Regions from separate parts of the Homo sapiens genome. Here region 2 is linked to region 1. A link is a loop called in an ENCODE intact Hi-C map of the cell type or tissue named here. Cell type or tissue: PC-3. All regions are shown on one strand. Each heading gives the region's core, and the rest is flanking DNA. Links, peaks and the distances in the headings are about the cores only.

What was found. Peaks named below come from ENCODE experiments on the same cell type or tissue, not always from the same donor. Only the 100,000 strongest peaks of a DNase experiment are listed, where the experiment ranks them.
Region 2: a loop joins it to region 1, with 6 times the contacts of the local background. A loop is called at or near these places in 2 of 110 quality-filtered maps.

Annotation. Positions count from the first base shown.
Region 1 is chr5:128,035,128-128,043,600 of GRCh38, forward strand. The region is part of intron 2 of SLC12A2-DT (SLC12A2 divergent transcript); the gene reads right to left. Among named protein-coding and RNA genes, the nearest start is that of SLC12A2-DT, 44 kb to the right of the region's middle. In PC-3, for the core only: no CTCF peak of the experiment used is centred there; DNase peaks (open chromatin) are centred at 3,754 and 4,361; H3K4me3 peaks cover 295 bases; H3K27ac peaks cover 2,007 bases.
Region 2 is chr5:127,930,393-127,938,865 of GRCh38, forward strand. The region is part of intron 6 of CCDC192 (coiled-coil domain containing 192); the gene reads left to right. It overlaps LOC124901059 (a long non-coding RNA gene), which reads left to right. Exons shown (of 3, transcript XR_007058925.1): 3 at 4,852-4,922. Among named protein-coding and RNA genes, the nearest start is that of SLC12A2-DT, 150 kb to the right of the region's middle. RefSeq lists an enhancer at 4,343-4,996. In PC-3, for the core only: a CTCF peak has its summit at 4,809; DNase peaks (open chromatin) are centred at 109, 4,609 and 6,299; H3K27ac peaks cover 3,424 bases.

The sequences.
Region 1 (8,473 bases), core at 353-8,352:
TGATTCAGAATGCCCTCGATTTTTAGCCCTTCACAGCCTTTGGTTATCTCAAAGTTACCTGTTCTGATGTCCACATCAGTATGCTAAAGTTAGGAGACTATGATACTATATTCCAAAGATTTTCCTCAGAAAAATGAAGACAGCTGTTGGCTAATCAGTCTGAAGTGCTTGTCTTTTGCTTATAAATCAGGTGCTCCTTAAGTTATAGTTCTTTCTTTCCTTATCTGTATTCATTCAGCAGCTGATGAAACTGTGCTATTATCTTCCAAATAATCTGGCATTTTCTCTGCAGAATTGTAAAATCAATATAAATCAGCTGAGAATTAAGGAAAGCGGTAATAAAAATCCTGAGGCAAAGTTAAAAAATTTTAAGTTTTCTGATGCATGATTCTGATTTAGATTAGTTTTCAGGTAACTGTTTGAGGGTCAAGAAAGAATACATAAACTGATGATGATCTGGGTAAAATCTGTGAAAAATAGAAACTTGGTGTTGATATAAAAAGATGTTAACTGTATTTATTATACAACATAAACATCAACATGTATCCGATAATGGAAGAATGCTCTGTAGCTAAAGCCAATGAAGAGAGAAATTTGGTAGATGATAGATAGACAGATTGCACTGATTCTACGAGCCCCCAGGATTTTGTATTCCCTTGAGATGTCTCAGTGCCTGGTCAGCAGCTGGTGGAGAAAGGTCAGAGTGAGCTGCACCATAAATCAATGGTACAGAGAGGCAGGATAAGTGGCTGGGCAGAGGCGGGGGAGAGAGGGACTTAATAGGAATAAAAAGAGGAATAGGTTTTGAGATGGCCAGTTAATGGTTACTGAACCGGAAAAATAGCACTGCAGGTTGCAGAAATGGCTAATGTCAAAACTTTGCATTATAATGAGATCTAGCTCAACCGTAGAAGGTTTTTACTTCTACAGTTTCTAATAATCTGAATAAAGTTTCTTAAAATGCCACATTTATTCTCCAAAAGTTTAAGCATTGGTAAATTCAGAGGGCATACTATTAGGGTTTGTAAAACAAACAAAGAAAACCCACAAAAATATTATTTTAGTAATAAATTTGCAGACTTGTTCATTATTTAACTTATGCCATGTATAACTCTGAGTTGTAACTTCTGGCTCTATATCTGAATTCTCATCAAGTATAAAATAATCATACTGAATCCAAAAACTCATTTCAGAGAGGTGTATGGTTACAATTTTTTTTAACATCAATAAAGATCCTCTTCAAATTCCCACTAAAATTAAACCATAAGTGCTACCATTTCTAGGGTTTATAGTTTTTAAAGCAAAAAACAAACAAACAAAAAAGAAGGGATATTTACCTGAGTATACCAAATAAACAAATATTTTTAAACATTTGTTTAAATTGTTAACTTTGGCATATTGTAATTTAGAGGAAAATATCCCGAAATCTTTTAGCCTAACTCTCCTCATAGTACAGATAAGACAGCCATGCACATTGCAACCCTGGGTGCCCAAAGTCACACTACAAATTAAGGTCACAGGCAGAAAATTGAATATACGTCTCCTACTTCCTGGTCCATCTTCCTTTCTTCACCAGAAAAAAATAATTTTAAAAATGTATAAAGACTATCATGGTAAGATATTAGAAGAATGCTTCAGCAATGATGTTATGTTTTATCCAAGTCAATGTTCAGTATGAGTAGAATATAATCAAAATTAGAGAGAAGATAGAAGAGTCAGGAAACGTGCTGGTTTGGTTATCATATCTTCATAGTGTGTGTTCGTAAAACTTAGGAAAAAACCCTGGGATTCAGCTGCCCAGATATATTTAAAGAAATATGATTGTTCTACAAGATTTCTTTCAAGTAATAATAGAAAAAAATAGCATCAGTTTTGCTATTGTTGTAGGAGTAGTAGAATTAACAGAAATTCATCAATTGCCTCATTTTTTTTTCTAGTGAAAGGAGATGGCCAGCATTCAAGAATTTGCAGAGGCTACTACAAGGAAGTGCAGATTCTTCTCACAGTTGTTTCTTTTCTCACGTCCAGGAGAATTCAGCATTGCTTAAGCATATTTGCCCCAGGGTCTAGATGACAACTGATTGGAGTGATGTTTGCCCTATGCTTTTCAGACTTGATTAAAATGACTAGTGGAATGAATGTGTGCTGTGGTTGACAGCCTTCTAAATTTGATAAAGAAAACTATAATTATATCCAATCTTACCTGATGTTTTAAACAAAATATTTACAGTGTGCAATGAAGATATCTTTGTCCTTTATATGACCTGTAAGATGGCTTAGAAATTATAGCTTAACTGGATGCGTTGATATGATTAAATATATACTTAGTTGACTACCTAAGAATTGCACAACAAAAATGAAAATGTAAGCCTGTGTTTTTTTTTTGATCTTCCCTAAGAATCACTTATGTCTGAATGTGAATACAATTTTTAAAGTAATGCTCGTTAGAAACATAAAAATAAGAAAAGATACTGTATTTTATTTTCACAGAAAAGTGCTTCTATAATTTTAAATAAATGCAATATGTAGGGGACTCATCCAACTCTGTATCAGAAAGGAGACTGAAGAAACTGGAATACAAAATGCATCTGTTTATCCTGTTTTCAAATATAGTCAAAATTGAGGTCTTTTATGTAGATTTTAATCATTTTTAGTATTTTAAATTCTTCCTTAAATTTATCTTTATAGCCCAAATCTCTCTTGCCATGATTTGGATCCAATTCCCATTTTTCACCTTTAACAGAGGCAAATCAGTGGGTAGTGTCTAAAATACGTGATAACCTTCAATTGAAAAGTAACCATCAGTTTACAAATATTTTGTATTTTTAAGGATGGATCTGCTTCTATTAAAATTAAGAATGCAGGTGAAGGCTCAGGACTGTCACTCTGTTTACAGACTGAGGTATGGTTAGCTCTCTCTCATGCTTCTTTATAGTACCCAATGATAATCACTAATTACTAATAATAACTACTTTATTATCATTTCCCACTATTCCTTTATTGAATGAAATGCAGATGGGTGGTGAGGTGTGGAGGTAATTAACACTCTCACATGAAAGTCCAAAGGTAGTCAAACATGACTGCCACTTAAATCCCATTGTCCAGAAGGGAATTACTTGGCCATACCCAGCTGCAAAGAAGGCTAAGAAACATAGCTTTGATATGGGGCAGCCATGTACCCAGATGGACACCGGGACTTTGTTAATACAGACTAAGCGGAAAATGGATTTGGGGGAGCTACTAGCAGTTTCCATTACACTCCACTCCACACATTTTAACATTGTATTAATAGTCAAATCCATTGTGCCTGGGTTAATCTCATATGGACCTTCATTGTTTTCAAACTTCTGAATTATATTTCATGCAGAGAAAAAAGAAATTGGTGTCAAGGACAATACAGAAGAAAAAAATTCTAAGCATCAAGTTACCAAGAATTTATAATTAGACATGCTCATAGTATATTTTAGAAGTGAAGAAAAGTATGACAAATTGAACTATAGGAAAATCTCTTAATTTAACTAAGAGCTTGGCTCTGATCCTTTTGTCAGTGACTTGTGCAGGATCTCAAAATCATATTAAGTGTGGCATTAAAGAGATAGGGCTCAGTCACAAACTTAGCTTTGTTTAGGAATTCTAAACATGGCCAGACCACTTCAAAGTGCTTCACAAAAGATGTACAATTACTTAAAAAACTAATGCAATCTGTGGTCCCAAGATAAGGATTGAAAGCAGAAGGAAACAAGTGAGTCATTACAACTATTGGCTTCTATTTTTGATGAGATAAAGGAATTGCCTGCTTGAGTTCTAGCTGCTTCCTATGTGAATATGCACAAAGAATGTAGGTGTGGTAAATAAAACAGAAGAAGCTATTTTAATACATTTTCATAATATTTTGCATGTAGTTTTAGACTGGGTTCATTTGATAAAATCTGACCTTCAAAATAATTACATAGTAAATTTTTAAAATTTTAAACAGACAGTTCTTATTTTTGCTAAAATAAGTTCTTGATTTGGTGGCCGCCAAACTCCTATTTGCATTCTATGTCATATGACTTAAATTATCTATAATTAATCTTTCAATATTTAAATATTTTCTTTTTCTTTTTGGCTAGGACTATTGATCATATAATAATTAACACTTCCAGGCTTTGGGGCTTTGTATAGCAGTTAGGGAAAAAATATATATAAAGATGAATCTTTTTTCTTCCTTCAAAATTTTGTGCCTTTCTGATTTACTGTAGCCTGGAGCAGAAGGTCACTGTCTGATCCTCAAACTTCTGATTGTTCACATCTTCATTTTGCTGCTACTGATAGACTCGCCTTCCTGGTCTCCGTACATTTTGACTTAACTCTTTGTGTCTTTTGTGAGCATACACACATAAACCTGGAGGAATGTTTTAAAAAGATGACTAATAGCTGGGCGCGGTGGCTCATGCCTGTAATCCCAGCACTTTGGGAGGCTGAGATGGGTGGATCACAAGGTCAGGAGATCAAGACCATCCTGGCTAACACAGCGAAACCCCATCTCTACTAAAAATACAAAAAATTAACTGGGCGTGGTGGCGGGCACCTGTAGTCCCAGCTACTTGGGAGGCTGAGGCAGGAGGATGGCGTGAACCCGGGAGGCGGAGCTTGCAGTGAGCCGAGATCACACCACTGCACTCCAGCCTGGGCGACAGAGTGAGACTCTGTCCCCACCACCCAAAAAAATAAAAAAATAAAAAAAGAAGACTAATAGTCAGAATGGTAAACACATATCTGGGATTTCCAATAAGGATATCCTGTGACAAATTTAATTTAAGTTCAAACTAGGAATCTCTACCAGCACCTAGCAAATACATTGGACAATGAGGGTTAATAGACAGGAATGACAAGTGCTATACTGCTGAATTTTATGCTCAGTGTTCACCACTTTTTCTTTAATGGTAATAACAATATCAATAGCTAACATTTTTTGAGCATTTACTAATGTATGGACACTGTTACACATATCTTATCCATTTGCTAATTAAATCCTCTTAACAATCTACAAGGCAGGAATCATTTTCTTCCCAATTTTACTAATAAGGTAGCTGCATCACAAAGAGCTCAAGAATTTGCCCAACATCACATAATCAGGATGTAGCAGATGGGAAATACCAACATAGGCAGTCTCATACTAGAACCCAGGCTCTTGCTTAGCACAGGGATCCATCTTCCTCTTTTGTTCATGACCTAAGCCATAGCTGCAAAAGGATATTTCTCCTAAAATAATTGAAGACACATTGGAACCACTTGTAAGTTCTGTAATTATATTTGAATAACATTTGTGTTGCTATTTCCTTCTCTGATAATTATCCTCTATTCTCTTTCCATCTGTATGGCTGTAATAGAAACATCCATATGACCCTGTCTTCTAGACCATAGTTTATTGAACCATGAGTGGGCATCTGACTCAAGATGAGCCACTGAGATCTCTTCTAGGCTATATGGTGTAGGTAGAGGTTTCAGTTTTCGCCTATCTTCTTGAACAGCAAAAATATAAACTTGGGCCGGGAGCAGTGGCTCACACCTGTAATCTCAGCACTTTGGGAGGCTGAGGCGGGAGGATTACCTGAGCTCAGGAGTTCAAGACCAGCCTGGGCAACATGGCAAAACCCCGTCTCTACCCAAAATACAAAAAATTAGCCAGGTGTGGTCGTGCACACCTGTAGTCCCAGGTAATCAGGAAGCTGAGATGGGAGGATCACTTAAGCTTGGGAGGCAGAGGCTGAAGTGAGCTGGGGTCATGCCACTGCATTCCAGCCTGGGTGACTCCATCTCAAAAAAAAGTAAACTTGGAAGCTGGTAGCAGTGGCCATTTACTACAGTACTACATGGACCAGGTAAAAGAGAAAGCTGGTCTGCAGTAAAAGAAGAATAAGCAACCCTTCCCTGGTTTACTACAGGAGACAGATTCCATAACTGTCCCCAATTCTTTATTCCCCTTCCTGTATGCCACTCCCTTAACATTATGACTGCAGGTCTTCCCAACAAGAGGTGGAGCCAGTGGCCCATCGCTTAGATCTGGACTGGACTTGTGACTTGGCAAAAGTGACAGAATGCTAGTTTCAAGTCTTAATCACAAGAAGCTTTTCATATTTACAGTTTTTATCTTTGACCCATCTTCTCCCTAAGAACATGCCTGGCTGGCTTGCTGGAAGGATAAGAAGCATAGCTATGGTGCCATAGCCAAGATCATCCTAAAAAGCCAGGAGATAGCTGACCCACCAACTGACTAAAGAGACAAAGAGATGCCCCCTGAGATCATCCAAGCCTAGTCCAGATGAGCAGAACTGCCCAGCCAACCCATAGACTTGTGAAAAATAGTAAATTGTGGTTTTTATAAGGGTGGCTTGTAATGCAGCGTTAGCTAACTGATACAGTTACCTGCAGTTTTCCCATCCATTAAGATACTAGAGGCCTGGATATGCTGCAGTAGCAGGTTTCCATAACTCACACTTATAGTCTTTTAATAAATTTTCCATTTGTCTTAAGTTTTCTCAGTTGGGTTTCTGTTATATGCAACCGTAAGAATCCTAAGTGATGTGAGTTTTATAAGATCTGAGAATAACAAGAACAGCATCTTACTTTTACAGAGTCCTGTTAAGAGGTAACCAGTTTAGTAATAGTGTATTAAAAAGAGATACACCGTGAGCTTTGTTCTGACTGCTTCAACATGTTTGGGGCTGGATCTCTACTTTTGTTTTGTTGGTAGTGATATTGGCAGTTTTTTTTTTTTTTTGAGACGGAGTCTCAATCTATCGTCCAGGCTGGAGTGCAGTGGCACGATCTCGGCTCACTGCAAGCTCCGCCTCCTGGGTTTCCGCCATTCTCCTGCCTCAGCCTCCCAAGTAGCTGGGACTACAGGTGCCCACCACCATGCCTGGCTAATTTTTTTGTATTTTTAGTAGAGACAGGGTTTCACTGTGTTAGCCAGTGGTCTCGATGGTCTCGATGGTCTCGATCTCCTGACCTTGTGATCCACAAATGCCACTAATATATAAATATGTCTACACTGCAACAACTTAAAAGTCTACATATGCCTCAAGCATTAAAATGGAAAAGTTCCCCTTTCCTATTCCCAACCTATAGTAAAGACCCTCCTCAGAGGAACCAGAGTTAATAGCTCAGACAGCTAATAAGGAGCAAGAACTTTAAACTTGTACCTTTACTGAAACTTGGACAATTGAAACCTGGATGGAGAAGATAAGAACCTACATAATTGTCAAAGCAGTGAACTGGATTTTACTGTTGTTTCTTTTGCAGTTATTGGATCTGCTTTTAGGGCAGATTGTTGCTTGTTTGACCTGAAAATCCTCCATAGGCCATTTAATGATGTAAGTATTACACTGATCTCTCACCTGGATAGATGTTGGAGATGGTGAGCCCCCAAAACTTGAGTGTTTTAGCACAAAGAGGTTCACACAGGAGGCTGGCTGTATGGGTAAGCTAACTGTTCTTATTGTATGACAAGTATTAGTCTCTTCGAGATAAATGTTTTATTTTATATATTTAGCTTAAGATCTCATTGTCTTAAAAATGTCACTTGTTCTTACAAATAAACATTCGTGTTTGTTTGCAGGATTGCTGATAGGGAACTGAGCTCTAAGAAGCTAAAGGAGAGTCATGGCACATGGCAATGCTGTTTCGAGGCCTGCAAGATATTTGCCAGCCTTCTAAGCCCCATGAGAACCTTCACACAGGTAGGGGACACCATCAACAATGGTGATGATGAGGTTCCTTCAGGAACCGCAATAGTAAACATGGACCCAGAGGAGCCAGGGCAGGGAGGAAAGAAGGTGATAGATACCTGTTGGAGATCAGGATAGATAGACTACACAACAATTGGAAATAATCTGGGTGTCAAATATTCATACAAGCCTAGTTTTTAATTATAGACTGTTAAAGCTTGCAATATACCAGCTACAGTTTATGTAAGTATACACCAAAAGAAATATTTGGAAGGATATACACCAGAACTTATACATAGGATCTCTGAATAATAGCATCAAGAGATCTTATAATTCTTGTACTTTTGGCTTTATGTATTTTCTAATTTCTTGTAGTGTACACGTACTAGTTGTATAATTTTTAACAATTAAAAATTATCCCAAAGGGGAGAAATAAAAGAATGTATATCACATTTCCCTTAAGATAAACATCTGCTTTGATTTATGCTTATGATTGTTTTTAAAGGTCATGTGAAAGCATCTTTTGATTTTTTAGAATATCTTTAGTTAAAATATAATTTTCTTTCCTTGGTGACCTGATTATTTGGAGCAGCAGTATTTGGGTGTGTACTGATAATTTGGTAACATGTCTTTTATAGTCATTACTGGGGCTTGGTTTATATGTTCTTAGGGATACAATGATAGCGGTGTGATTAGAGAACTTATCTAAAAGTAAATAGGTCTGCAGGCCACTGAAGTTACTTGTTTGATCCTGTTTGCTA
Region 2 (8,473 bases), core at 51-8,050, 110 kb before region 1:
GACTCTCCCTCCTGGAATTTCCTAACCTCCCACCAGTGTCCATTTTTACCTTGTGGCTTCTGGCCAGGCTGCTGGTCACTGCATTCCATCCATTATTCTCTTCAAAGCCAGAGTTGTGGGAGGAGACTTCAGGTCCTACTCATAGGAGGAAGTAAGAGAGATTCCAGAAACCCTTTCTTCTGCTCAGATTGACTTCCTCTTGGTATAACTCAGGTACATGGTTATGCTAACAGTCTTCTCAACCTTACCAAGAACCCCTTCTGTAAAATATTCTGATGTGGCCTGAGACCCTGCAGTGGGTGGGAAGGAACTCTGCCCCAGAAAGGAACTGATGAGCTAAGTAAGTTAGCCTAGGTTATCCTACCCTCAATCCTAATGGAGCACTTTGTGCTACTGGAGAGTAGATAGAAGATGGGATACACACTGCACTCTGCTCACCAGCCAATGTCTGGCCACTGGGGCCTACCCCCACCTTCCACAAGCCTATATTCATTTTGTGGCGTCATCTTTGAGACATCATCACTTGCTTTTCCGCACAAACGACCAACACCCTGCCAGCCTTTCCTGTGCTAGCAAAGATGTGTATGCAAACATCTTTCTGTGATACTGTTCTTATCAGTCTTCTTGGACATATGTGCTGACTCCAGCAAGCTCCAGGAATAAGGGCCTGGATTCAGATTCTCAGGAGTGGGGGATTCACTTCCTCCCTGCATGGTGGTGGTAACTGTTAAACTTCTGTGGAAGCTGGGGAGTCACTGTGCTTCCAACCCAAAGTCCAATCTCTTCCTTCCTCTCCCTCTGGCTCATCCTCTCTTTCCCACCCCTACCCATAGGAAGGAAAAGAGAGTCTAAGGAAATAGATCTATTCATCCACTGAAACAGAAATGGAAGCAAAAACAGAAACAAACCCCTGAACACTCATCATTTTTTCTGTATGTTCTGGAGATAATTTAGCCAAATTGGAACTGGCAAGATATTGTTGGGATGTAAGCTAATTAAAGCAGCGGGGCTGGGTTGCAAGGACCATGGATGCATTCAATCAGCTAGTAACATTTAAAGGCAAAGCTTTGTCAAGTAGCCAGCACAATAGATGTGCTCTCCCTCCTCCAGCTGTGCATATTGCAGCCTTGTCAAGAATAGGCTTGCCTGGTGATTTCTGGCCTACCTGTTAGGATTTAGCCAAATCTTGGTTCACCATAAATCTTGCAGGTCAGCAGAAATTCACTTGTAGAAACCTGGCTGATCATCAGATTTCCTTGGGAAGCTCTGTAAAAATATAGATTCCCAGGCACCCTTCTAGAGTCACTCAAGCAGAATTTCAAGGATGAGATCTTGGATTCTCCATATTAACAGAGATTTCCCAGTGCCAGACTTGGGGAACAATTTTTACAGCTTATAGAAATCTAAATCCTAGATTGGGAAGACATCTAGGGGATCAATTTTTCTAACTTTCTGTTTTCTATCAAAAAAGAAAGTAGGCTGGGCACGGTGGCTCACACCTGTAATCCCAGCACTTTGGGAGGCCGAGGCAGGTGGATCACGAGGTCAGGAGATCGAGACCATCCTGGCCAACATGGCGAAACCCTGTTTCTACTAAAATACAAAAAAAAAATTAGCCGGGAGTGGTGGTGCGCACCTGTAGTCCCACCTACTTGGGAGGCTGAGGCAGGGGAATCGCTTGAACCTGGGAGGCAGAGGTTGCAGTGATCCGAGATCGTGCCACTGCGCTCCAGCCTGGGCAACAGAGTGAGACTCCGTCTCAAAAAAAAAAAAAAAAAGTAAACTCAGTGATATTACATGCAATGACAACAGTTTGTTGTGGGTTTTTTGAGACAAAGTTTCACTCTTGTTGCACAGGCTGGAGTGCAATGGCACGATCTTGGCTCACTGCAACCTCTGCCTTTCAAGTTCAAGTGATACTCCCACCTCAGCCTCCCAACTAGCTGGGACTACAGGCATGCGCCACCACGCCCGGCTAATTTTGTATTTTTAGTAGAGACAGGGTTTCTCCATGTTGGTCAGGCTGGTCTCGAACTCCCAACTTCAGGTGATCCTCCCACTTCGGCCTCCTAAAGTGCTGGGATTACAGGCATGAGCCACCATGCCCGGCCACCAGTTTATTTTTTCTAATGCAGTAGTGAAAGCATTATTTGAAGAAAAAAATACTCCTGGGGAGGGAATCTAGGATATTGTTGTATCCACCCTAAAGATACAGCAATTGTAACCTTCGGGCTGATGCTTTCTTAGGTGATTTGTGTTATATATGCACTTAACTTTCATTTATTTATTCACTTGACAAATGACCATCACTACAATCCATGCACTATTTTGGGCACAGGGGATACAGTACTGAACAAAACAATAAAAAAGCTCTGCTTTCATGGAGCTTTCATTCCACGAGGGGAGAGTGACTGCAAACAAGATAAAAACCAGATCTAGAATAGTCAGATACAGCATGTCAGTAAAAACAAGGCAGAAAACATGGATGTGAAGTGTTCAGCAATGGGGCTTGGGTTGAAATTGTAGGTAAGATGGCCAGGGAAGGCTTCACTGTGTGAAGGTGACTTTGGAGGGTTGAAGACCTGAAGGAACTGAGAGAGCTAGCCATGTATGCCTCAGGTATACAATTGTGCAGGCAGAGGAAATAGTAAATGCAAAGTCCCTGGGATAAGAACATGCCAGGCCTGGTAGAACAGCAGTGAGAATTGTGGAAATGTAGCAGAGGAAATGTTGCATTTACTCTGGAGAGGAGGAAGGAGGAATAGGTTACGTGCTATCGAAGTAAAGAGGTCCCAGATCACATAGGGCCTTGAAGATCAGTGTGAGACTTTGGTCTGCATGAGACGAAAAGTCGCTGGAGGATTGTAGGCGAGAGTGTCAAGACCTGACTTATATTTTGATGGGACCTCTCTGTGCAGAGTTGAAACCAGCCTAAAGTAGCAGAAGCAGGGTGACCAGAGAAGAAGCTATTGCGATACTTAAATACTAGGCGAGAGGGAATTACCACTTAAATAAATGATGAGCATGGGCACTGGAGTGAGTATATGCCTCAGACTGAGCATAAGAAGTAAGATAGGAATCTGTATTTCTCTTGGTCTGCTTAACTCCCACACACCTCTCACCGTGAGAGCATCTAATTGCCACATGAGTGATGCGAGTGGTTAGAGACAAGTGTTTTTCATTCATTCTACGTGTTCACTAAACCATAAACAAGTCCTAGAAGTGTCTTCATCAGCCAGGCCCCTCACTCTGGTCTGGAGACTGGTGGAGTACTAGGGTCTGAATGTTTGTGGTCCTCCAAAATATGTATGTTGACATCCAATCCCCAGTGGGTTGCTATTAAAAGGTAAGGTCTTTAGGAGGTGACAAGGTCATGAGGGCAGAGCCCTCATGAATGGGAGTAATGCTTTATAAAAGAATCTTGAGGGAGCCTATTGGCTTTTCCACCATATAAGGACACAGCTGGGAGGCACCATCTATGAGGAATGGGTCCTTACTAGACAATGAACGTGCCGGCACTTTGATCGTCAACTTCCCAGTCTCCAGAACTATGAGAAATAAAATTCTGTTGTTTATAAACTAAGGCATCCTAAGCAGACTGAGATATGCAGGCACCACAACTTCTCAAGGCCCAGATGAGCAGTAGGCAACAACTGCTTCCTACATGGTCTCTCTTGCCTCTTGTTTTCCTTTTCACTGGGTGTTCTACAGGCTCTCTGATCCACTGCTCTCAGGAGCACTACCCCATGTCATTCAGGCTGCAGCCCTTCCATCATGATCTCAACTAAGTATTTGTTCCCTTCTAAGTCACTTACTAAAACAGACAGATCTTCTTAAACTCTCAGGTTTGGGCCTGTTGCTAGGTGAAAACATATATTCTCTCCACTGTGCCATTACATCTCGAATTTTTCCTCTAAAATATAACTATTATAAGACTGATCTTCATTATATTATCAAAAGTTTCTAGCTAATTTTATATACTACATTTTAATTCTTTTTAGTGACCAAACCTCTTTGCCAACCAATTGTATTCTTATAATGCTGCTTGTTTTTTCCAAATCAATTAACACGTGCCTACTTCAGATGGATCCTAAATGTTGACAGCTTTAGTGGAAGGAAATTGAAGTACCTTTGAAGTCAGTCACTTGGCACTATAGATTGGTCTCTTTACAAGTAAAAACATTAAAAGGGGAGGACAGATGAAACTTCAAGACATAGGACTAATTTGATTTTCAAAAAGAAAAATATTTGTACTACAATACAAAAAAAATAAGTGAATCATTTATTTCAGAGAATAGCCATTTGCAAACGTTCACTGTAAAAATCTAGAGGATAGAAAACCTAAAAAGTTTTGTTTAGGTTTGTCAATTTAAGTGGGAGGGATATATTTCTAAAGAATATGTCCTAAAGCTGTGCCAAGTATGTGCAAGTCCAAGTATGGCAAGAGATGACCCTGGACTCTGTGGTGGTTGCAGACAAATAATACATAACTTTCAAAACCAGCCCCATAGTGAGTCAGAGTAGTGGGCATTTGTACAGAGGAGGAAGCTGACATTGTCTTTTAATCCAAACAGCAATCCTGGGTGGCTCTGGTGGAATGAGGTATTTAATCACCTCACCGGTGATCCTTGTTGGGTCTTTCTTGTTGAGTAAATACTTGGCAGCCTTAGTCATTAGCTTGAAAGGCAGAGGGAAAAGTAAACCTTCATGAGTGAGTACCCAGCTGAGGTGTTTGTTTAGGCTAATCCCAAATGCCCTTTAGGGCCTAACTCAGTGCTGCCCCTCCCCTACTTCACTGTGAAGCTGCAGCTGTGGAGCCAACATTTTATCTTATTTATTCTCTATGTGCAGGTTCCCAAACATAATTATTGGATGAATGAATGAACAAGAAGATGACTATGGAGGATACTTGGGATCTGGCTAGCAACAAGTATATTTCCCATTGTTAGAGGTAGTTGGGTCAGAAATTAGATCAGTGCTTCTCAGCATTTCTCTGTTCAATGCATACTTTTTGGTGGCACCCATAAAGAAATCAAAAGGGGAATATCCCTTTTTAGCAAGAAGTATTTAGAAAATCTAAAAGAACTCTTCCTCCTATTCATTGGGTCACTTTTCAGCCCTGCATCACTGTTTACAGAAAAGTGTTAACATCTTGGACTCGTGAAGCAATGTTTTCACACATTCTAGGTATGTTGACCTAATATGAAACCACTCCTTCTTGCTCTGATTAGCAACAAGTGATGCCCCACTGTTTTCCCAGTCTATGTATGGCAGTGTTCCCTCTGTCAGGTCTCTCTGTGACAGTGTACAGCTGCAGTGATCACAAAATTCAGATTTTTAACTCATTGATTACAATTGGCAGCCAACCTCTGAAGAGCTGGAGGGACACCAGTGACTGAGAGCCACTTGCTTAGAAAATTATCAAAGAGAGGCCAGGCACGGTGGCTCATACCTGTAATCACAGCACTTTGGGAGGCCGAGGCAGGTGGATCACCTGAGGTTGGGAGTTCGAGACCACCCTGGTCAACATGGAGAAATCCCGTCTCTACTAAAAATACAAAATTATCCGAGTGTGGTGGCTCATGCCTGTAATCCCAGCTACTCAAGAGGCTGAGGCAGGAGAATCGCTTGAACCCGGGAGGCAGAGGTTGTGGTGAGCCAAGATCGCACCATCGCACTCCAGCCTGGGCAACAAGAGCGAAACTCCGTTTCAAAAAAAGAAAAGAAAAGAAAAAAAATTATCAAAGAGATGTTACAGAAATAATTCCTATACTGGTAGCAGATGAGGCTAGATCACCCCAAAAATGTAGTCAACGCTCAGTCTTTTAAGGTACTCCTTCAACTACAGTCACCTCTATTGTTATCTATTTAGTTATTATTAGTCATTTTTGATGTAACTTTCACATGTCACTTTTCTCAGAGCATAAAGGTTTTGAGGGTATGAAGAACAGGAAGCTGGAAATGGCCAAAGGCAAGGTCATATTTTCTTCTGGGCCTTTGGTCTTTCAAGGCTGACATAGAAAAGTGAGTACAGCCTGGGTCAGCCGAAGGCAGAATGCTGGGACTGCCTCTCCTCTCACTAAATCTTTCTAACCCTGCCCAATTCCCACCGGCCATCCCCTATAGTCTTTTTGCGAGAACTGTACACCATCATTCTCAGTCCTGACTTACATCTATTTTAAGTCATAGAAGAAAGAGGGAAAATGATGAAGAATGATGTATGACTGTAAAAACCCCTTCAGTAGTGGCGAAAGTGATGAGTTTATACCCTCACTGTTGCTAATCAGGTTTTTCCTCCGTCTCACATAGAAGAGCCTTTCTTGTTGCAATCTCTGGGTTTCCTGGATCCTGTGGGTGTGGGGTTAAGGCTGAGAAAATCTGGTCAGATAACAGCACCTCCAGGCTTCCGGGAGACCCGCCTTGGCAAGACTGAGCTGCCAGCAGAAGCCTATGAGGGACCACAGGTGTGTGAAGTGTGGGACATGTAGAGCTGTCAGGACTTTGGGGACACACATCACTTCCTGTTACAGATGAGGGAGACTAGATGGGGGGAGAGGAGTGAGATGGTTAGTGGTAGATTCTAGAAAACTCACTGGGGTGGCCTTGGGCACTTTCCAATACAAATAGGACTTGAGGCTCTTGAAGTCCCCCACTTTGCTAAAGAGTTTTAAACACTTTTGTTAGTTGTAATGTATTTAGAAATGGAACAAAATATTTGTGTTTTATATGTGTAAAGAGACTAGTAGTAAAATATACTTGTATGAGAATTTTTTTAATTTTAGTATGTCTTTAGGTTGTCTATTAGTATTTTCATTTAATACATGAGAACAGTACAATGGGAATCCTCATGCCATCTCTCTTTTTTTCAGCATCTACTCTACCCCTTTTCTGACTGTCCTCTTCTTGTGCTATGGACTGAATTATGTCTCCATCAAAATTCCTGTGTTGAAGCCCTAGCCCCCGACTAGATGGCATTTGGAGATGGGGCCTGTGGGAAATAATTAGGCTTGGATGGGTTCATGAGAGTGGGCCTTTCATGATGCAGCCAGTGCCCTTATAAGAAGAGATATGAGAGAGGTTTTGGTCTCTCTCTTTCTGCCATGTGAGGACGCAGCATAAAGGTGGCCAGGAAGAGAGTCCTCACCAGAACCTGACCATCCTGACACCCTGATCTGAGACTTCCAGCCCCCAGAACTATAAAAAAGTTTCTTGTTTAAGCCACCCCATCTGTAGTACTTTGTGATAGCAGCCCAAGCTGCCTAGACACTTGCTTCTCCTCTCATTTTCTTTCCACCTTCTCCCTGTAATACTCTCTTCCAGAAGGGCGATGTGGTCCTAGTGACCGTGACTGCCTATGCAATGCCGCTTCGCCGCATTTTTGCTGCTGTATCATTAGAGCTGGGTGAACTCTACCTATACTGCATTGTCTAAAAACGTTTTGACCAGTTTGACCAGGGGTGACACTAAACTCCTTTCTTCATTGTACAAATCCGTTGAAAATAACTCATTCTAAAAGCAGAGGAAAAACTGAGGAGAGAAAAGATGGAAGGAGAAGTCAAAGAGGAAGAAGACGTCAGACAGGCACAGTGAGGTTCCAATGCACCCCCCTCCACCCCTGCCCCCTGCTGAGGCCCTGCATCCCCCACTGTTCACTGCTCCTCTCCTCAGCATCTTCCCTGGCCACTTTGCTGCCATTTTCCTTCTCCTACTCCTGATGAAACTCACTTCGACCCACCTGAATCAGTTTCTTATGTAGTTTAAGGAGTAGCTTAGGGACTGAGAGAAACATTACTGTCAGTCACGGATACAAAAGCCTGCTACCTGGGTACCTACACACCTGCTTAAGGTGGGGCAGCTTTGCTGTGGTAGTGCATTCAGGCAAGAAATCACCCATTCCCCAGCAAATAAAATTAATTGGCAGTCATCACTTTTTGCCAAACTTTGATTTCCATGACTCCATCCTCTGGGGTAACAGAAAAATAATCTGTGTGCCAATGCTTGAGGACCAGAGATCCTCCCTCTCAAACAATATCTGTGCAGGTTAACTAGAGCCATCTCCAGGTAACACATCCACCTGGGTTTCAGAGAGAGCTCATCTGGAAGGAAATGCTAGCCCAGCATTATCCAACAGAAATATAATGGGAGCCACAAATGCAAGCCATGTATTTTAAATTTTCTAGGAGCCACATTTTTAAAAACATAAAAATAAGTCAGTTAAATTATTTTAAAAATACATTTTCTTTAACACAATGTATTCTAAATATTATCATTTTAATGCATAAGCAATATAGAAAATTTGAAGTATTTAACATTTTTTAAACTAAATCTCCCAGTCAAATGTGTATTTTACATTAAAGCACATTTTTATTCAGACTAGCCACATTCCATTGCTTAATGGTCACATGTGACTAGTGACTACTGTATTGGACAGCACAGCTCCAGCCAAATGAAAGGAAAGGTGAGACCCTGGCAC